2 separate regions of the Homo sapiens genome follow, and region 2 is linked to region 1. Evidence: chromatin loops called from intact Hi-C (ENCODE). Cell type or tissue: PC-9. All regions are shown on one strand. Each heading gives the region's core, and the rest is flanking DNA. Links, peaks and the distances in the headings are about the cores only.

The links. Peaks named below come from ENCODE experiments on the same cell type or tissue, not always from the same donor. Only the 100,000 strongest peaks of a DNase experiment are listed, where the experiment ranks them.
Region 2: a loop joins it to region 1, with 3 times the contacts of the local background. A loop is called at or near these places in 7 of 110 quality-filtered maps.

Annotation. Positions count from the first base shown.
Region 1 is chr9:72,285,354-72,295,771 of GRCh38, reverse strand. No RefSeq gene overlaps it. Among named protein-coding and RNA genes, the nearest start is that of LINC01504, 15 kb to the left of the region's middle. In PC-9, for the core only: a CTCF peak has its summit at 3,325; a DNase peak (open chromatin) is centred at 1,071; H3K27ac peaks cover 554 bases.
Region 2 is chr9:72,572,346-72,584,601 of GRCh38, reverse strand. It overlaps TMC1 (transmembrane channel like 1), which reads right to left. Exons shown (of 24, transcript NM_138691.3): 2 at 6,579-6,700. It overlaps LOC101927191 (a long non-coding RNA gene), which reads left to right and starts at 7,073. Exons shown (of 5, transcript XR_242619.5): 1 at 7,073-7,184; 2 at 7,361-7,496. In PC-9, for the core only: no CTCF peak of the experiment used is centred there; DNase peaks (open chromatin) are centred at 5,241, 6,981 and 10,011; H3K4me3 peaks cover 2,849 bases; H3K27ac peaks cover 7,333 bases.

The DNA.
Region 1 (10,418 bases), core at 303-8,302:
ATAAATGTTTGCTGTGGGCCCAGGAAACATAAGAGTCTGACAGAAGCAAAAAGGACAAGGATATAAAATTCTCAATCCCATCTCCTCTTAATCCAGGGCTAGGACATCCATAGCAGAGATGGGGAGCGGTGAGCGCTGAGTGCATGGCTAATCCTACGTCTTTCTGTTCTCTTTCTTCTTTCCTTTCTTTAATTTTCTTCCTCACTATCTGATTTCTTCCATGCACATCCAATGTCCACCTTGGGCATTGTTCAGGTGGTCACCAGTAAGTGCGTGAAGATCACTCACAGTCACTCAGAATTCCTTTTTTTTTTTTTTCTTTTTCATTCAACAAGGTCTCACCCTGTTGCCCAGGCTGGAGTGCCATGGCATGATCAGAGCTCACTGCAGTCTCGACTTCCCACGCTCAGGTGATCCTCCCACCTCAGTCGCCTGAGTAACTCTACAGGCATGCACCACCATGTCCAGCTAAAATTTTTTTTGTGTGTATTTTTTTGTAGAGATGGGGTTTCACCATGTTGCTCAGGCTGGTCTTGAACTCCTGGGCTCAAGCGATCCACCCTCCTCGGCCTCCCAAATTGCTGAGATAACAGGCATGATCCACCACGCCCAGCCAGTTACTCAGAATTTCAAAAATGTGAATTACCCAACGACACACTCCCCAAGGTCGGTAAATGCCCAGCTCTGCCTCACATTCTAAACCAGCTCAGTTGTTTTCCTATTTGTTTTTTTCCTAGTTTTCTGAGTCTTTTCCTAAAGTTGGCCATTCCTAGCCTTGGAGTACAGTTTGCTCGATATGTGATTTTAATGGATGATCAGTGCTCTTCCTCGCTCCTAGACCTCTATCTGTTGCCTCACTGACTATTAATATCTCTTACTTTAAATAATAAAATAAAAACCAGAGTCAGTTTTAAAAGTTCTTCCACTTAAACATAGCTTTCATACAGAGTACTTGGAAGAAATTCCCTTTCCTAATCTTCCCTTTCCTAATCTTACACTGATGCATTTTTGCAGTATGGGTTGGAGAGGAGGGTAAATAAGGAAGTAGACCTGGGGCATAGTTTATACCAGCAGTGTTAATTATTGATTCCATTAACCTTTAGACTCTCAGATTGAGGAACTCACTCAAACTTAAAGGAGGAAATATTTTAAAACTTGCTCATAACTTTTTTTTTTTTTTTTTTTGAGACAGAGTTTCGCTTCTGTTGCCCAGGCTGGAGCGCAATGGTGCAATATCCGCTCACCGCAACCTCCGCCTCCCGGGTTCAAGCGATTCTCCTGCCTCAGCCTCCTGAGTAGCTGGGATTACAGGCATGTGCCACCACACCCTAAACACAATACTAAAAATTTTATATTTTTAGTAGACACGGGGTTTCTTCATGTTGGTCAGGCTGGTCTCGAACTCCCAATCTCAGGTGACCTGCCCGCCTCAGCCTCCTAAAGTGCTGGGATTACAGGCGTGAGCCACCGCGCCCCACTTGCTCATAACTTTTTAATAACTATAACAAATTTCTTGACAATCTGACCTTAGGCATGCCTAAAAAGAAGCTGGAACACCAAAGACTCTGGTGATGTGTTTACTTTCTAAAGCAACAGGAAAGAGGTGGCCTTCGGAAAGGGTCTTGAGATCTGGATACAGAAAATGCATGTTGAATTTGAGCAATGCCTCTCATTAGCTATGCACCTTTGAGTAGGTTGCTTACTATCCCTGAACCTTTGTTTCTTCAACTGCAAGATGGAAATATTGTCTAGGAACAAGATTGTTGGACATCTCAAGTGAGATTATGAATGAAAAAAGTATTTTGTGAATTAAAAGCACTGTGCAAATTGTTTGTTTGTTTGTTTTTTGAGACAAAATTTCTCTCTGTTGCACAGGCTGGAGTATAGTTGCACAGTCATAGCCCACTGCAGCCTCGAACTCCTGGCTTCAAGTAATCCTCCTGTCTTAGCCTCCCAAAGTGCTGGGATTACAGGCATGTGCCGCTGCACCTGGTGTTAGTTATTATTAAATGCTTATTACGAGGTGATTTATTCTCAAGTCCTTGTAAGAAGGGGATAGAGAAGAACTTTCAGAAAAAAAGAGAAAAAATCTTGGAAAATGGTGAAGATGTAGATTAAACCAGAAGCTACTCTATTTAACATCCACCTTTTTAGACCCTCGGTAATGGATGCTGAATAACTAGCATTGAGCACAGATGAAACTGATTTCTTCATGAAACTTTGCCCAAGAGTGAGATGAATTTTTTAAAATCAATATTTGTATTTAAAGATTCGAAATGTCCTCATCATTTCTAAGTAAATATGTACATAGAGAAACTGCAAACTTCCCTAAACTAAAGGCTTTTAAATGAGCAAATAAGAAACCTCATAAACATTTAATTTTCATCTATTTTGTTCACTGAAGTATTCCCTGTGCCTAAACCCAGTGCCTGACACAGAACAAGTGCTCATGAATTACAATGTGTATATAAATACCGCTATAATTTTGGGGGACTAGTTTCTGACTCTTACACGGTTCACTAACAAGACCTGCACTTGCCATTCCAATGAGAAAAAGTCTTTGGTTAGCTGAGATCTTGTGCCTCAGTGATAAATGCTTTTTACATGAAAGTGTTGAGTGCAGCTGGCATCCCTCCAAGAAATGTAAGGCTATGCAATGCACTCTTACTTGTGGCCTTTGAGAATATGGTCTCCTACCAGCAAGAGGATGGTTGCGACATCAAGTGTTTCTTGTTTTAAAAACAACTTACATGTATGCAACTTACTTCTTTTAATAGCCTCTTTGATATGTGTTATTTCACTTGATTAGCTCAACAACCCAGTGAGGTCAGCAAATGACAAAATCTCCATTTTGTGCTTGAGAAAAATAAGACCCGGCAAAGGGAAGTAGTTAATAAGTAAGGAGAGGGAAGAGAAAAATCTAAGTTGAGTCCCTTAAATTCTTGTCTAATAATCTTACCCCACCATGATGTATACAAGTAGTCATAATGAATACACTGCTCATTATTTATCTATGGAAAGATATCTAAATGCAAAAAAAATCAAGCAATTACTGTATTTGGTCTAAGTCAAAGCAATCTTCACTTGAACATAAATGGTCCAAAAATGCTTTCAAAGGGCATTCTGTTTTCTGGGTTTTCTGAGTCATTGCCTTATCTCCACGTTACCCCTTCATGCCTGAACACAGCTTTTGTGGATGGTGTCTTACTGCTGAGCATTCATTACTACCTATTTTCATTCTGTTGGGGAACATGTTCTCTGATTTCTTGTCCTTTATGATTTAAGGAATAGCCTTCTTTTACATAATTTCTACTTCCTCCACCCTAAGCAAATTATGACAGTGATAAATACACAAAAATTGAAGTCCATGAAAAAGGACATGAAATCTTATTTATGAAGGAACTTCATGTAAAAAGTTTGCCCCCTGATGGAATAGTGGTGACATGACAAATAAAATTGGAAAGAACTATGTCGTTCTGTTAAAGACCAACCTGACACTCTTTATCATTACCTCTTTATTATTATTACTATTATTATTATCTTTATTATTATTACCCTTTATTATTATTAGCAACCTGACAGCTCTTTATTATCATTTAAAGAGCCTCCTCCTCCCCACCACCAATTAGGCTGAGCACAGTGGCTCACTCCTGTAATCCCAGCACTTTGGGAGGCCAAGGTAGGAGGATCACTTTAGTTCAGAAGTTCGAGACTAGCCTGGGCAATACAGTGATACCCCATCTTGAAAAAAAAGAAAATTATAAATTAAATGAAGGCCCCCCCAAATTATATGTCTTACTTCCTGATATAGTTTGGCTCTGTGTCGCCACCCAAATCTCATCTTGTAGCTCCCATAATTCCCACGTGTTGTAGGAGGGACCCAGTGGGAGATAACTGAATCATGGGGGCGGGTCTTTCCTGTGCTGTTCTCATGATAGTGAATGGGTCTCACAAGATCTGATGGATTTAAAGACGGGAGTTTCTCTGCACAAGCTCTCTCTTTTTGCCTGCTGCCGTCCACATAAGATGTGACTTGCTCCTCCTTGACTTTTGCCTTCCACCATGATTGTGAGGCCTCCCCAGCCACATGGAACTGTAAGTCCAATAAACCTCTTTCTTTTGTAAATTGCCCAGTCTTGGGTATGTCTTTGTCAGCAGCCTGAAAACAAACTAACACAGTAAATTGGTAACAGTAGAGCGGGGTGTTGCTGAAAAGATACCCGAAAATGTGGAAGTGACTTTGGAACTAGGTAACAAGCAGAGGTTGGAACAGTTTGTAGGGCTCAGAAGAAGACAGGAAAATGTGGGAAAGTTTGGAACTCCCTAGACACTTGTTGAATGGCTTTGACAAAAATGCTGATAGTGATATGAACAATAAGGTCTAGGCTGAGGTGGCCTCAGATGGAGATGAGGAACTTGTTGGGAGCTGGAGCAAAGGTGACTCTTGTTATGTTTTAGCAAAGAGACTGGTGGCATTTTGCCCCTGCCCTAGAGATTTGTGGAACTTTGAACTTGAGAGAGATGATTTAGGGTATCTGATGGAAGAAATTTCCAAGCAGCAAAGCATTCAAGAGGTTACTTGAGTGCTGTTAAAGGCATTCAGTTTTATAAGAGAAGCAGAGCATAAAAATTTGGAAAATTTGCAGCCTGATAATGCGATAGAAAAGAAAATCCTGGCCAGGCGCAGTGGCTCACGCCTGTAATCCCAGCACTTTGGGAGGGCGAGGCAGGTGGATCACGAGGTCAGGAGTTTGAGACCAGCCTGGCCAACATAGTGAGACCCAGCCTCTACTAAAAATACAAAAACCTAGCCAGGCATGGTGGCAGGTGCCTGTAATCCCAGCTACTCAGGAGGCTGAGGCAGGAGAATGACTTGAACCCGGGAGGCGGAGTTTGCAGTGAGATGAGATTGTGCTGTTGCAATCCAGCCTGGGTGACAGAGTGAGACTCCATCTCGAAAAAAAAAAAGAAAGAAAAAAAAGAAAAGAAAATCCCATTTTCTGGGGAGAAATTCAAGCCAGTTGCAGAAATTTGCATAAATAATAAGGAGCTGCATGTTAATCCCTAAGACAATGGGGGAAATGTCTCCAGAGCATGTCAGAGGTCTTCATGGCAACCCCTCCCATCACAGACCTGGAGGTTTAGGAGGAAAAAAATGGTTGCATGGGCTGGGCTCAGGGTCCCTCTGCTGTGTGCAGCCTAGGGACTTGGTGCCCGGTGTCCCAGCCACTCCAGCTATGACTAAAGGGGGCCAAGGTACAGCTTGGACTGTTGCTTCAGAGGGTGCAAGCCCAAAGCCTTGGCAGCTTCCACATGGTATTGAGCCTGCCAGTGCACAGAAATCAAATATTGGAGTTTGGGAATCTCTCCCTAAATTTCAGAGGATGTATGAAAATGCCTGGATGTCCAGGCAGAAGTTTGCTGCAAAAGTGGGGCGCTCATGAAGAACCTCTGCAAGGGAAGTATGAAAGGGAAATGTGGGGTTGGAGCCCCCACATGGAGTCCCTACTGGGACACTGCCTAGTGGAGCTGTGAGAAGAGGGCCACCATCCTCCAGACCCCAGAATGGTAGATCCACTGACAGCTTGCACAGTTCACCCAGAAAAGCTGTAGACACTCAACACCAGCCCATGAAAGCAGTTAAGAGGGAGGCTGTACCCTGCAGAGCCACAGGGCAGAGCTGCCCAGCATCATGGGAACCCACCTCTTGCATCAGCATTACTCAGATATAAGACATGGAGTCAAAGGAGATCATTTCAGAGCTTTAAGATTTGACTGCCTTGCTGGATTTTGGACTTGCATGGGGCCTGTTTGTTTGTTTTGGCCATTTTTTCCCATTGGGAATAGTTGTATTTACCCATTGCCTGTACCCCCATTGTATCTAGGAAGTAACTAGCTTGCTTTTGATTTTACAGGCTCATGGGTGGAAGGGACTTGCCTTGTCTCAGATGAGACGTTAGACTCTGGACTTTTGAGTTAATGTTGAAATGAGTTGAGCCTTTGGGGGATTGTTGGGAGGGCATGATCAGTTTTGAAATGTGAAGATAAGAGATTTGGGAGGGGCCAGGGGCGGAATGATATAGTTTGGTTCTGTGTTTCCACCCAAATCTCAGACTGTAGTTCCCATAATTCCCACAAGTTATGGGAGGGACCTGGTGGGAGGTAATTGAATCATGGGGGTGGGTCTTTCCTGTGCTGTTCTTGTGATAATGAATGGGTCTCATGAGATCTGATGGTTTTTAAAAACAGGACTTTCCCTGCACAAGTTCCCTCTTTGCCTACTGCCATCCATGTAGGACATGACTTGCACCTCCTTGCCTTCCACCATGATTGTGAGGCCTTCCCAGGCACGTGCAACTGTAAGTCCAATAAACCTCTTCCTTCTGTACATTGCCCAGTCTCAGGTATGTCTTTATCAGCAGTATGAAAGTGGACTTATATACTGCCTGTTCAAATTTACTTCCATCACATACCCAGTCCAGAAAATTCAGACTTCAGCAGCAAGATAAGAATACACTATTGAGTTCTCTGTAGATACAAAATTCCTTTCTAGACCAAGGGATTTTCTTTCACAAAGTATTTATAAAAACATTTCAGTAGCAAGTAAAATATTTACCTCTTAAAAATTTTAAAGTAAGAACTTAGGAGATGTAGTAGCAGAAACAGAAAAATATCATCTCTCTACTCCGCCTTCTCTAGCTGGCAAACTCCTATTCATGTCTCAGGACCCAACTCAAGTGCCATCTTTTCTTTAATTTTAATCATACTCCCTTAAAGAGGACTAGCCACTTTCTTTTCTGTGCTCCTATAAATAGACTTTACATTTTTATACTGTGTTAAAATCATTTATCATCTTTCTCCCCATAACTACTCCAGAGACATTAAATGAGAACTACAAAAACATATAAAATGTTCTCCTTAAAATTGAGTTTCACATGGCATTTTATTTTTATTTTACTTTTGGAAATGCATTGTAAGCTGTTTTCTCTTTTTATTATTATTAGTGTAAGTTTCAGGGGTACAAGTGCAGTTTTGTGACATGGATATATTGCATAGTGGTGAAGTCCAGGTTTTTAGTGTAACTGTCACCCAAAGAATGTACATTGTACCCACTAAATAATTTCTCATTCCGCTGGGCACGGTGGCTCACGCCTGTAATCCCAGCACTTTGGGAGGCTGAGGCGGGCGGATCGTGAGGTCAGGAGATAGAGACCATCCTGGCTAACACGGTGAAACCCCGTCTCTACTAAAAATACAAAAAATCAGCCAGGCGAAGTGGCGGTTACCTGTAGTCCCAGCTACTCGGGAGGCTGAGGCAGGAGAATGGTGTGAACCTGGGAGGTGGAGCTTGCAGTGAGCCGAGATTGTGCCACTGCACTCCAGCCTGGGCGACAGAGTGAGACTCAGTCTCAAAAAAAAAAAAACAAAATAAAATAAAATAATTTCTCATTCCTCATCCACCTCACCCTCCCACCATTCCGAGTCTCCAATGTCAATTATTCTGTACTCTATGTCCATGAGTGCACATTATTCAGCTCCCACTTGTCAATGAGAATGTGCAGTACTTGACTTCCTGTTTCTGAGTTATTTCACCTAAGGTAATGGCCTCCAGTGCCATCCATGTTGTGGCAAAAGACATGATTTCATTCATTCTTATGGCTGCATTGTATTTCATTATGTATATTTACCACATTTTCTTTAGCCAATCATCCATTGACACTTAGGTTGATTCCTTATCTTTGCTATTGTGAATAGTGCTATGATAAACATATGTGTACAGGTATCTTTTGATATAATATTTGTTTTCCTTTAGGGTAGATACCCTGTAGTGGGATTGCTGGATTGAATGGCAGTTTTATTTTCAGTTCTTTGAGAAATCTCTGTATAGTTTTCCACAGAGGTTATATTAATTTACGTTTCCACCAAAAGTGCACAAGTGTTCCCTTTTTTCCACATCCTCACCAACATCTGTTATTTTTCACATGGCATTTTAGATAATTATAAATTATTAGAGCTAGAAGGTATCTGCAAGATTATTAAATTAAATATAATTCTTTCCCAAGCTTACCCCCAACATGTCACCTCCATTTTACAGATGAAGAAACGGAGCCTGTTAAAATAAGTTAAATACATAAGATTTTTAGCTAGGAATTAGCAAAGTAAGGCTATCATCCCCATCTTTTGATTCTGATCACTGTTCTGTCTGCTTCAATGTAACTACCTCCTTTCCACATGGTGATTCTGCAATAATATATCTTGCTAAGCTCTTCAGGGCTACTTAATCTGATATCCTTGAATTTCCCAAAATGATGTGCATGTATTGTAGGTCTTGCCTATATGAGTAAGGCCTTCCCTCTCTAAACATTCATTCATTCATTCATTCATTCAACAAATATGTATCAAAGACTCCATGTCCAGTCCTCAACAAAACACTAGCAAACCCAAACCAAATCAGCAACATATACAAATATACACCATGACATGTGATTTTTTTCCATGAATGTTCAACATCTGAAAATCAGTCATGTAATAATCTATATTAATAGAATACAGGACAAAAATTACATGATCATCAGAGTAGATATGGAAAAAAATTTGATGAAATTCAACAGTATTTAATAATGAAAGCATTCAACAAACTAGAAATAGAAGGGAACTTCTTAAACCTGACAAAAGACATCTATGAAAAACTTCAATTAATATCATACCCAAAGGTGAAAGACTAGCTGCTCCATCCTAAGACCAGGAACACACAAGGATGTCTTCTCTCACCACTTCTGTTCAGCAATGTACTTTCAGTTCTAGCCAGAGCAATTATGCAAGAAAAAAAAAAGGCATCCAGATAGGAAAGGAAGAAATAAAACTGTCTCCATTTGCAGATGACATGATGTTGTATGTAAAAAATGATAAGGAATCCACACACACACACGCATACACACACACACACAAACTGTTAGAACTAATCAACAAGTTCAATAAGGTTGCAAGATGTACAATCATTGTACAAGATACACTTATATTTCTGTACATTAGCAATGAACAATATGCAAAAGAAATTTAAAGAATAATTCCATTTATAATAGCACCAAAAAGAATAAAATACATAGCCATAAATTTAACAAAAGAAGGGCAAGACTTGTACACTGAAAACTAGAAAGTACTATTGTCATGTGGTGTTGCTGATATAGTGGTGAGCATAGCTGCCTTTTAAAACCTTGCTAAAAGAAATGAAAGAAGATGGAAATAAATGAAAACACATCTCAAGTTCACAAATTAGAAGACTTAATATTGTTAAGATAAAAATATTTTCCAAATTGACATACAGATTCAATGCAATCCCTATCAAAATTCCAGCTGCCTTTTTTGCAGAAATCGACAAAGTGATCCTAAAATTCATACAGAAATTCAAAGAACTCACAATAGCCAAAACAATCTTGAAAAAGAACAAAGCCAGAGAACTCAGATGTCACAGTTTCAAAACCTACTAGAAAGCTGTAGTAATGTAGATAGTATGGTCCTGGCATAAAGGTAGACAGAAAAATGAATAGAATAGGATTAAGAGTTTAGAAATACTCTCACATTTGTAGTCAATTGATTGTCAACAGGGGTGCAAGGCCATTCAGTGGTACTGGGACAACAACTGGTACTGAGACCACTGGGTAGCCATATGCAGAAGAGTGAAGTTGGACTTCTACGCCATATAAAAAAATTAACTCATAATGTATCATAGACTGAAATGAAAGTGCTAAAACTATAAAAGCATAAAAAGAAAACAGAAGTAAATCCTTGTAACCTTGGATTAGGCAGTGGTTTCTTGGACACAAAACCAAAAGCACAAGTTATTAAATAAATAAATAAACAAAATGGACTTCATCAAAATTAATTTTTTTTTTTTTTGCTCTGTTACCCAGGTTGGAGTGCAGTGGCACAATCTCGGCTCACTGCAGTCTCTGCCTCCCGAGTAGGGAATCAAGGGATTCTCCTGCCTCAGCCTCCAGAGTGGCTGTGATTACAGGAACCTGCCACCACGCCCAGCTAATTTTTGTATTTTTAGTAGAGATGGGGTTTTGCCATATTTGCCAGGCTGGTCTCGACCTCCTAACCTTAGCCTCAGCCTCCCAAAGTGCTGGGATTACAGGCATGAGCCACCACGCCTGGCCAAAATTAAAATTTTTGTGCTTCGAAGGACACCATCAAAAATGTGAAAAGACAACCAACATGGTAAGAAAAAATATTTGCAAATAATATGTCTGATAAGAGATTTGTATAGAATATATACAGAATACTTACAATTCAACAATAGGACTGATAAATCACTAATTTTAAAATAGGCAAAGGCCAGATTTCCTCTAAACTCTGCACGTGGTGATTTGGGACCACACATTGGAAATTCACAGTTATATCTTGAGGAACTTCAA
Region 2 (12,256 bases), core at 2,182-10,181, 290 kb before region 1:
ACATTCCCATTTCTCACTTCAATTTGATGACATTATGCTGGGTGCGGTGGCTCATGCCTGTAATCTCAACACCTTGGGAGGCCAAGGTGGGCAGATCACTTGAGCTCAGGAGTTCAAGACCAGCCTGAGCAACATGGCAAAACCCTGTTTCCACAAAAAATAAAAGAAATTATCTGGGTATGGTGGCATGCAGCTGTAGTCCCAGCTACTTGGGAGGTTGATGTGGAAGGATGGTTTGAGCCCTGAAGGTGGAGGTTGCAGTGACCTGTGATCTCATCACTGCACTACAGCCTGGGTAACAGAGCCAGACCCTGTCTCAAAAAAAAAAAAAAAAGTAGTGACATTATGCTTTCTTCATGCAACCTCCTTAGCTTAGAATGATCTTCTCTCCATTGTTTGCCTTTGAAATACCTCTTTATCTTTTAAAGGCCTGTAGAATGAATTATTCCTTCCCCTGTACCCCTACATCAAGTTGCTTTTGTTGCAATTGAATACCTATTTTAGTTTGTTTTGTATTTCTTTCTCCTTCTATAGCCTGTAAGGCACTAGAAAGACTGAGTACTGTTAACATTATTAACCCCCCTGCCAGGAACATCTTTGTCTGGCACGTGGTAAACCCACAAGAAATATATATCAAAATGAAATAGACTAGGAACCTGAAGACCACTCACAAAGTTATTTCTGATACAAATGCATTGTTTTTCAAACAATTGACTTATTCATTTATTTGTACACTACTTTTTCCATAATAATTTCAGACAGCCTACAGATACTGTTATTTTTTATAATGGCATATTTTGTAAACTAAAGCCAAGACTGAAGATCAATACCAAGGAGAAAGGAAGAGTCCAGATATATGGGCCATAATGTCTTACATAGCCATAAAACTTGGGCTACAAGTTTGGCTCTGAGTTTCCTGACAGCCAAAGCACAAAGGAAAATATGTTTAATTACATGGTTCTCACTGTCCAGAAAAAGAAAACATGCCATTGCTTGAGGGAAGCAAAATTTTCCTGGCACTTCCTTTTGAAACAAAAGCTCTTGTATAAGATTTCTCATTAGAGTTGTTGAGTCAGCAAACAATTGAGTCTCAGTTGGGATTTTGGTGCACAATTTTTTTGTTTTGGGAACTGCTAGTGAAGAATCATATGGAAAGAGGCAGAGCAAAAGAGATTAATGTAGTGAGGTTATTTTATCTGCTCTTAAATAATAAAGATGGGAACATGTCTAATAAATAGAACCAATGCAAAGCATAACATAACATCCCAGAAGTAGGTGTCAAAATTATTTTCCTGTTTTCATTGCTTTCATTTGTCTGTTTATTTGGGGTTTTCTTTCGTGGAGGGGAAGGGGTTGTTTTTGTTTTTGTTTTTGTTTTTTGAGATGAAGTCTCACTCTGTCACCCAGGCTGGAGTGCAGTGGCACAATCTCAGCTCATTGCAACCTCCGCCTCCCAGGTTCAAGTGATTCTCCTACCTCAGCCTCCTGAGTAGCTGGGATCACAGGCACACACCACCAATCCAGCTAATTTTTTTGTATTTTTAGTAGAGACAGTGTTTCACCATGTTGGCCAGGCTGGTCTCAAACTCCTGACCTCAAGTGATCCGCCTACCTCAGCTTCCCAAACTGCTGGGATTACAGGCATGAACCACTGCGCCCAGCCCTGTCTGTTTATTTGTAATGACAATGAAAACATTTATGCTTCTGCTTTGTGGAAATTTTGAATGGAAATTTAGATCACTGACTCAATATTTCTGAGGTTTAGTGTGGGTTTAACAAGTGGGATATTGAAAAAGGTATTGAACAGCTTACATTTAATCATTAAGCTAGAAATAAAACAGAAATAAATGAAAATGATCTTTTCTCAAAAAGTCTTACATGAAGCACTGAAGCTTTTCAAAATCAAGAGTGTTATTAAGTTTTGATTTACCCCATTCATTGAGCTAGAAATGTAGAAATCCAGAAATTCAGGATTCTATGCAGCAAGTTAGCATACAGCTAGACAAGGCGGGGGCAATAAGAAAGGGGAGAAGAGGAATTTTAAAAGGCTAGTCAATCTATTTGAAAGCTTCCAAGGGGGCTATGTGAATCTCACTTTGAGAAGTAGATCTGCTCCTGGATACTAACTAAATCCTCAGTTAATATGCAGGCTGCCTATCCAAGCCAAGATCAACTGTGCTTTAAATTTCAGTTTAAACATTCTGGTGGGCTGGGGGGAAGGTAGGGAGCTAAGTAAATTATCGTACAGACAGGACATTAAAGCATAGCACAATTTTCTAAATATGTTTTTCTTGCTGTTTGCCAACATTTACAAATCTTTGCATGTTTATTGTTAAGATGCTATCGGCTGAGCACAGTGGCTCACGCCTGTAATCCCAGCACTTTGGGAGACTGAGGCGGGTGGATCACCTGAGGTCGGGAATTAGAGACCAGCCTGACCAAGATGGAGAAACCCCATCTCCACTAAAAGTACAAAATTAGCCAGGCATGGTGGCGCATGCCTGTAATCCCAGCTACTCGGGAGGCTGAAGCAGAAGAATCGCTTGAACCCAGGAGGCGGAGGTTGCGGTGAGCCGAGATCGCGCCATTGCACTTCATCCTGAGCAACAAGAGCGAAACTCCGTCTCAAAAAAAGAAAAAAAGATGCTATCATTTCCTGTAAAGTTATTCAACATGAAAACTGATAGCACTGTTTTAATGATTCTGTTTTCTGCTAGTCATCTCAAAAATATTCTCATCAACCTAACACACAAAAAAAATTCAGACTATTTTCAGCACTGTGGAGCATGAGAATGTAAAATGTGAAGTGTTCACCCCTAAAATAGTTTACTAATAAAAATAACCAGACTTTTGAGTCACTCCCCATTATTAAGTTTTATTTATAGATTTCTGAGCTGTTACTCAGGAAAAACAGTGGAGATGAGAAGGCAATAAACTGCTAAGCAAAATATACCAAGAACATATTTGATATTTGAGGAGAATTTGAAATTGAGCTGTGCTGATACTTCTTGCAAGGTCACTGTGTAGCAAAACTGTAATTCTTCTTTTAGTAATAAAACTGGCCCAAGAGTCCTCAGGGCTAAGAGTGCTAATCCAGTGAGAATACATTGAGAAAGAAGAATGAAAGACAGAAATGGAGTCAATGCATCTCAATATACTGACTGCAATTCCAGTTAGGATATAATCCATGAGCAACTCATTAAAAATAAAAACGTGATCATCACAGATGGCCAGAGATACAACCTGATATTTATTCATGAAATATCCTTGTGAAAAGTGGCATTAATAAAACAACCTGGGAAGGTAAACATAACTAGAGAAAAATAAATAAAGAACCCTAAATTAAGTTTTCCTTGTCAACCTTCTATTTCCCCTTATGCTAGTTAAGGGTGATGCATTATCCATCCAAGAAAGCTTTAAGTACTTGAACTCCAAAATGCTAATCTTTCACCAATCATTATGCATTATTTATGGGGCTAAAGTATTGGAATAAATTCATTTTTTATGTATTCCAAATAGCATAAAAATTCTTTTGAAGTTAGGATCAAACTGTTTTACAGAGTTATCGAACTTTTGCAGTGAAAGCTGGACTTTCTGCAAATATAGAGAGAGGCAGAGGAGAGTGAGCAAAAGTTGTTTGCCACCCTGAAACCTCTGACTGAGGATGGGGCATCATGCTAGCATCTCAGGTTTGACTTGGACATCATTTAACCCTGAATGAGATTCTAGTTTTGAAGAGGTGTTGTGTTATCAGTAGATTCATGTTCAAAAATCTGCCCACCCTGCTTCACTTTGAAGAGACACAATTTAATGTTAAATGGAATTTTCCAAGGCCACTAGATATTTTTGTGTAAGGAGGAGTTGTTTGTTTGCTTGTTTGTTTTTCGTCTGGGAATTCAAGCTTGGAGCAGAATGCCAGTAAGTTTTTCTCAGTTGTGGTATATATCAATTAATGAAGTAAATGTGACCAAACTTAACTCTGTGTATGTGCTTGTATGTGTGGTGTATGCACTGGCATGCACACACACACACACACACACACACTGCTTCACTGTCAGATTTAGAGAAGAGGTTTGGAAGTTAGTGTCTTCAATATCTTAAAATGTACATAGGAAGAAATTAAGAGACTGAGGCAAGACAGTGCAAAACCCAAAGCCAGGTTGGATCCCTGTACTCAGTCAGATACCATGAGCAATGTGAGGAAATGAGAAGGGTGTGTGTAATAAAACTGCTGGTTGAGGAAGATATGAGTAAGGCTGCACAGTGAGCTGATAGTGAGGTTTCTGGGAAAGAAATAAGGCAATACTTTGGAGTAAAGAAACAAGGAAAGAGATAAGACTATATAGTAGGAAAAGATATAGTTCCCCATGCTTCTTAAACTTTGAGAAACATTTAGAGGCCTTCATAAAATGCATATTCCTGGACCCTACCCCTGAAGAAACTGATTCAGTACGTCTGAGATGGCACTCAAGTATTTGTGTTTCTACCAAGATCCCAGGTGACACTGATTCTGCTAGTCCACGGACCACGCTCTTTTAAATAGCAAAGCTGTAGATGCTGACAGATCTGAGTCAGAACCCCTGCTTAGCCATTTCTTAATTGTGCACCTTTGGGAAGATGACCAAGGCTCTCTGAATCTTGTTTTCCTCATTCTTTTCTTTTTAAATTATTTTATTTTTAAATTTTTATCTATTTATTTATTTATAGACCAGGTTATGAGACTGGCTAATTTTCGTATTGTTGGTAGAGACAGGGTTATGCCATGTTGCCCAGGCTGGTCTTGAACTCCTGGGCTCAAGTGATCTACCCACCTTGGCCTCCCAAAGTGCTGGGATTACAAACATAAGCCACTGCACCCAAGTATTGTTTTCCTCATTCTTAAAATAAAAATAGAGACTGCATAAGACTGTTGTGAAGATTGAATAAAATAACATATTTAAAGCACCTGGGACGTAGTAGCAACTTCACATACACTTCCATTTTTATCCCTTCTGAGTACAGAAATAGGGAAAATAGAATCATGACCCAAGAGGGGCTCCAGGAAAAAGGGGAGGGGGCTGTGTGTCTAGAAGCTAAAGCGGTGGTTCTCAACCCTGGACTGGCATCAGAATCAACCGGAGAGCCATTTAGAAGTGGAGATTTCCTTGAGTCAAAGGACTGAGTGGAGTCTACAAGGCTTGCTTGGAGCCTGGGTGATTCTGGCGCCAGGCCCGAAGTTGAGCCCCAGGGACATATAGAAGTGTGAGTCAGATTTCCAAGGCAGAGTCCTGGAGAGCAGAGACCAAACAGGTGAAGCCAGGAACTGAGAAGACAAAGTTTTAAACTCATGAGCAGTAACAGAGTTAGGAGAAACCAGAGAAAGAAGCTTGCAGATAAGAAAGGGGAGTATATTAAGGATCAGTGTGAGTAAATACTTAGGTTACAATGACTTGCACCTTTAAAAAGTTAAATAAGCAGGTTATAAGTAATGTGATTACAACTCCTCACTGTATAGAAAGATTCAGCTCTGCAATCAAATGGATGCTACTGATTTTTCAAAGTAGACAAGATAGCATAAAGAGGTAAAAAGAAACTGGGAGAATTCCAGAAGCCCTAGATCCTCAAAAAGCAATTCCCAATTTGAGCTACTCTCCCCAATCCAACCACAATAGTAGAAACTGGAAATTCATCCAACGACCAACATCGAAAGGAACTACAACTGGGGGAGTTTACGATTCTGAGATGCCCCATTCATTCTATTCTTCTTTCCCCAGACCCTCAGGCACCACTACAGTGTGTTTCTCAGAATGCCAGAAATTGAGAAAGGCTGCGGGTGACATGGTTTCCTTGATAAATATGAAAAATGACATGTATTATAACTCTTTGTTGACTATGCCCTAGGCACATTAGCATATTTAATACTTTTAAAAAGCTCCTCTATTAGAAATCCTTATTTCAGTAAATGCTTTTGTAACCTCCCTCCTGTCACTAGCTCGTCAGAGCACACACACTCCATAGAAAACAGTCCTACGGCAAAGTCTGTAGTTGCCGCTCCCTCTGCCTGCCCCATTGCCAAGATCTGTAACTAAAAGCTGCACTGTCTAAATGCAGAGTTGTTCGGACTCCAAAACACTTCCTGTTGAAAGGAAAACTTCTCTTGGCTTTCAGATTCATTGCTTGCGAAGGAGGGATAAGAGCATCACTTGTTTGTCAGTTGGCTTTCATCATTGGTGCAGTTAGTTAATAAGCAGACAGTATGTTAATAACATGGACATACCTGCTTGAGACTCTCTGCCCCCGTAGGGAGATCAGAAAATACACACACACACACACACACACACACACACACACACACACGCGTGCGCGCGTGCACAAAGGAGGGTGGAAACAAGTTATTAAAGAGAAGATAATGTGCTCAAAGTCCTTGAGGAGGAAAATAAAATTACAACCAACAGGCCGGGTGCAGTGGTTCATGCCTGTAATCCCAGTACCCTTAGGTGGATCACTTGAGGTCAGGAGTTCAAGTCCAGCCTGACCAACATGGTGAAACCCTGCCTCTACTAAAAATACAAAAATCAGCCAGGCATGGTGAGGCATACCTGAAATCCCAGCTACTCAGGAGGCCGAGGCAGGAGAATCACTTGAACCTGGGAGGCGGAGGTTGCAGAGAGCCGAGATCGCACCACTGCACTCCAGCCTGGGCAACAGAGTAAGATCCCATCTGAAAATAAATAAATAAATAAATATAAATAAAGAATAAACTAATTAATTTCTAAAAATTACAAGAGGCAGAGCCCAAAACACAGCATGCTGGCTGCGTGAAGACCCATAACTCAGTTGGCATGTTTTTCAGCAAGCTATTACTCCCCTCCCTTGAAACTCCAGCTTGTAAATATATTTATAGCTGCTCCACACAATATGCCGGATACTAAAAAAAAAACACTGAGTCATTGTTCCTGGTGAACCAGTTTTGCAAGAGTTAATCTAATCCCTGGCATGAAGCTCAATATGCTTTGCCAAAAGCTTCAGCAAGGAAGAATCCCGCTTTTGGCCTAAAGGTTAGCTGATCTCAATCAGGCTGCTACAGAAACTCAGCATTTATTGACAGGGCACACTGTTTTTGATCTGTCTAGAAATGGAGGCATTATGAAGTGCACTTGCCAGTACCTGTGTTAATTGATGAGTCTCTCTTTTACACAATCATAGTAAGTGCCCTGAGAGTTTTTGGCTTCTTGTTCCTTTGCTCCACCCGTCCCTGTGTGCTGAGGCACAACAGTCCACTGGAGTGGGAGTTTCCAAATCAGATGTGTCAGCTTTTCCTAACAACTCGCAGAGTGATTAAAGAATTTTAAAGCAAGTAATTTCACTGTGACTCCCCTAGGTTATGAGCAGCCCAAGAGGAGGAACAATGGTAGCTCCAGAAGTTCTAACAGGAAGAGGAAAGGGTCAGAGATTTTATTAAGAAAAGAATTTTGGAGGAGTAATCAGCGGATTTGACTTGAAACAATAGCTGCAGAGTAAGTACATTATTTATCCTTAAATTGTATGCTGTAGCTTCATTAAAAAAAAATAGCAAACATTTCCGAGAATAATTTCTGTAAGATTGAAAAAAATCCCAGTTGGCCATATTGCAGAATAACACCAAGGCTGGTGAGTAAAGCACGTTCCAGGAGGTAGAAATTGGGAGTCCAGGGCACCGGGCGCGGTGGCTCATGACTGTATTCCCAGCACTTTGGGAAGCCAAGGCGGGTGGATCACGAGGTCAGGAGATCCAGACCACCCTGGCCAACATGGTGAAACCCTGTCTCTACTAAAAATACAAAAAAATTAGCTGGGTGTGGTGGCGCATGCCTGCAATCCCAGATACTCGAGAGGCTGAGCAGGAGAATCGCTTGAAGTTGGGAGGGAGACAGAGACTGCAGTGAGCCGAGATCGTGCCACTGCACTCCAGCCTGGCAACAGAGCAAGACTCCGTCTAAAAAAAAAAAAGAAAAAAAAAAAAAAGAAATTGGGAGTCCAGGGAGGGGCTGGTCAAAACCCATCAAGCCATCCCTTGGCATTGGGCAGGAAATGTAACTGATTCATCTTGACATCCCAGCTCTGTGTACAGTCGTTGGCACAAGAAGGAGCTCCGTAAATGTTTATTGAATCAAAGAGGTGCTGAGCACCTAAAGGAGAGGAGGAAGGGAAGGTTCGAGAAGATAGAGAAGAGAAAAGAGGGTCAGAAAGGAGAAAGGGGAGGGAAGAGAGAGGAGGAGAGAGACAAGAAGGAAGGGAGAAAGAGGAGGGGCTAGAAAAAAGACCATGACACAGTTGGCCCACAAGCTGAGAGTATTTATGGTGCTCTAAGAGGTCAAGTATATTTTTACCCTCTTGGCCAACTAATACAGTTGTTAAATGTCACCATGATCACAGCTCTTGCTCTATAAAACTGGATATATGTTTTCTCACATTAGAGCTGTTTTCTAGAGTTGATTTCCTACAGCTTAGTTTGACATCTTAATGAAGATTCCACCACGAGTATGCCATCTCCTCAAATGGTGCCATCTTTTCAGGCACAGAGGAAACCTGCCTTACTTCTGCAGACATTACCATCAAAAACATTGTCATTGTCCTGGGTCCCCTTCCCCAACGAGTTATTTCTGTACTTCTGAAAACTTGTTTAGCTGATGGGAAAACACATGTGAGCCTAGTTTGTGTGTGTGTGTGTGTGTGAGCCCAGTTTCAACTGGCCCTCTTTCCTGACTCATAGGAACCAATCAGAAACTTGTGTTCTGCAGCTCTGTCATTTCCACTCCAGAGAAGAAAAATGTCACAAGCCCTGGATTGTGAAGTAACAAAGTGAGCAATACAAAATGAGCCAGAGAAAGACCAGATCAAGGACCCAGGGCCACCCCAAAAGCTGCTGTGACCCCATGTCCTTCTCATATGAGGCTTCTTTGTTTCAGTTAGTGTCGCCTTCTGGGCAAGAATGGACCAATGAAAGGCAAACCATCTGTGTGTGTGCTTCTCTCAGATGCCCACAAAACTCCCCATAGTTGTTACCTTCTGGGAAGCTCCGAATGTTGTCATTGTTCCTGATTTTCCTATTCGAGAGATTTGCAAATTTAACGACATGGTATTTAATCTTTAAACCTTATCAGGCCAGGCACAGTGGCTCACACGTGTAATCCCAGCACTTTGGGAGGCCGAGGCGGGCAGATCACCTGAGGTCAGGAGTTCAAGACCAGCCTGGCCAATATGGTGAAACCCCGTCAGTACTAAAAATACAAAAATTAGCCGGGCTTGGTGGTGGGTGCCTGTAGTCCTAGCTACTCGGGAGGCTGAGGCAGGAGAATCACTTGAACCCGGGAGGCAGAGGTTGCAGTGAGCCGAGATCACGCATTGCACTCCAGCCTGGGCAACAGAGCAAGACTCCATCAAAAAACAAACAAACAAAAAAACCTAATTTGCTGTTGTGGAATATCAACACAAATGGGATAATACAAGTACACCCTTTGTACAAGCATCTTATTATTTGTCTCTATATAAGTAGAAAGATGGAGGTGAAAGAGTGGTCAAGGAGGGGCTGGGAGGGAAAGCATGACAAAAAGAAGGACTGGGGCCTCACGACAGTTGGCCACCAGCTCTGGTCACCACACCAAACTCAAGGCACTAAAATCATTCCATAAGAACATGGGGCACTGTACTAGCTCTGGTCCTGACTTTCTAGGAGCCTAAGCTTTATGGTGGAGACAGATGAGTGAACAGTTACAATGAGGGAGCAATTTCAACAATGGGGGTGAAGATGGGGAGATCAGCAGCGTATGTGGGGACTAGTAGGAATGTATGGTCAGAGAATACTTCTCAGAGAAGCTGACTTCTAGAAATTCACCTTGCATGCATCTTACTTCTTATGACCCCCACTGCAGAGCAAGGATGCATGTAAAAAGTGACAAGGAAGTAACCATTATCGACCTTAAGTTAACCTGGCATTCTGTATCAGCCCAGCTTCCTGTGGTTAGCAGGTGGCCTTTTACAATCGCCCTCTGACATTTTCCAGTTGATCCCAAAAGCTAATTCCATATTACCAGGGGAAAGAGTGATGTTAAATGCCTTTTATAAAAAAGGAAGCATTTATTGAAACTGAATCATCAACTTTAATCTGGGTTGCTTTCTGAAATGGGAGCAGTCTCTGCTGCAATATTCAGATATTGGCCTTGCTTTCCTGATAGCACCATATCTGTTTCTGAGCCAAGGGATCAGTCAGGATGGCAACCCATGCTGGAGCAGCCAAGAGCTTGGGCGCCCAATTAAATGGAGGTCACTCATCACACTTCCCTATTTGTGTTCTTTAACCATCTGTACTGGAGGAGACCCTGTTCACAATTCTTTCTGTTCTCTTTTACTAGCCCCAATCCTACCATTTCAAAAATGCTTTGTTTCCAAAGAATATCCATATGGAGCATGGAGCATGGCCACTCTCTAATCAGAATAGCAAAAAGTAAATTAAAAGGAACAAGATCATGGCTTTTGCAGGAACATGGATGGAGCTGGAGGCTATTATCATCAGCAAACTAACGCAGGAACAGAAAATCATATACTGCGTGTTCTCACATATAAGTGGGAGCTAAATTATGAGAACTTATGAACACAAAGAAGAAAACAACAGACTCTGGGGTCTACTTGAGGGTGGAAAGTAGGAGGAGGGAGAGGAGCAGAAAAGATAACTATTGAGTACTGAGCTTAATCCCTGGGTGATGAATCATCCGTACAACAAACCCTCTTGACATGAGTTTACCTATGTAACCAATTTTCACATGTACCCCCTAACCTAAAATAAAAGTTTAAAATAAAAGAAAAAAGACAGTAAAAGGGAGAAGTTCTCAAAAGAAAACATTTGACATAAATGCCACTAAAATATTGCAGTAACAGAAATCCTAATTAAAGGGAGATGAAATGAGTCTGTTTTTCTCCGAGAATGATTTAGAATCATTATAAACCATATAAATGAGAACAAGACCAGCCACTTTTGGCTAAGCCACCCTGTACAGGAATCTATTGCCTGCCCCCTTAATGGTTTAAAGCAAGGTATGTTCTCTTCCAAAGTTTACGCACAGGACTTAACAATTGCCCCTTTTGTCCTTCATTCCAGGTCATCGTGGTAGGTAGAAATGCTGGCACAGCATGCTAATGTCATCATGTACTGTGAGGTCTTTAGTGGGTGGTGGATTTTGAGGCTGTGCATTTATCCTACCGCCTCTTATCCTAGCACCCCTATTTAGAGGAGAACACACTGTCCATCTGCTTATATAGTTCTTTATTCTGAATTAGCCTTCATTTTCCTCAAATTTATGTTAGAACAGGTATGACACTCAAAATTCTGGGTTTGAGGGATAAACGTGAAAAAGATTTCCATAAAGTGAAGTATCTGAGAGAAAGAAGAGTTTGATGGGTTATGACCAGGCACATATCATGTGGTCAAAGTATATGAATAGAAAATGCATAACAGAAAAAAACCAATGGCTCATGCACATCTGGAAAACAAAATTCAACCTCACTAGTTATCAAGGGAAATGCCTCTTTAAACAATAATGAGATAGCATTTCATAACCAACAATATTGACAATTATTTTATTTTATTTTATTTTTGAGACAGAGTCTCACTCTGTCCCCTGTGTTGGAGTGCAATGGTGTGATCTTGGCTTACCACAGCCTCCACCTCCCAGGTTCAAACGATTCTCCTGCCTCAGCCTCCCGAGTATCTGGTATTACAAGCACCCACCACCATGCCCAGTTAATTTTTCTACTTTTAGTAGAGACAGGGTTTCACCATGTTTGGCCAGGCTGGTCTCAAACTCCTGATTTCAGGTGATCCACCTGCCTCAGCCTCCCAAAGTGCTGGGAGATTACAGTCATGAACCACCATGGCCTGGCCAATAATTTTAAATTTAAAAAAGAGTAAGTTTTGACAAGAGTGAAAGGAATCAAGAAAGTGTACAAATTGCTAGTGGCAATGTACACAGGTATTACCCCTTTAGGAAGCCATTTGTCAATGCCTAGCATGGTTGACTATGGGCACCTCCTTTAGTCCCATGTCTATGAATGTCTTTCACATTTATACAAAGAGAGATGTTCAAGGATACTGCCCATAGTACCGTTAACAATATCTAAAAAATAAAGAGAGTTTGGAGGCCAAGGCGGGCAAATTGCTCGAAGCCAGCAGTTCAAGACCAGCCTGGCCAATATGACAAAATACCATCTCTACTAAAATACAAAAATTAACCAGATGTGGTGG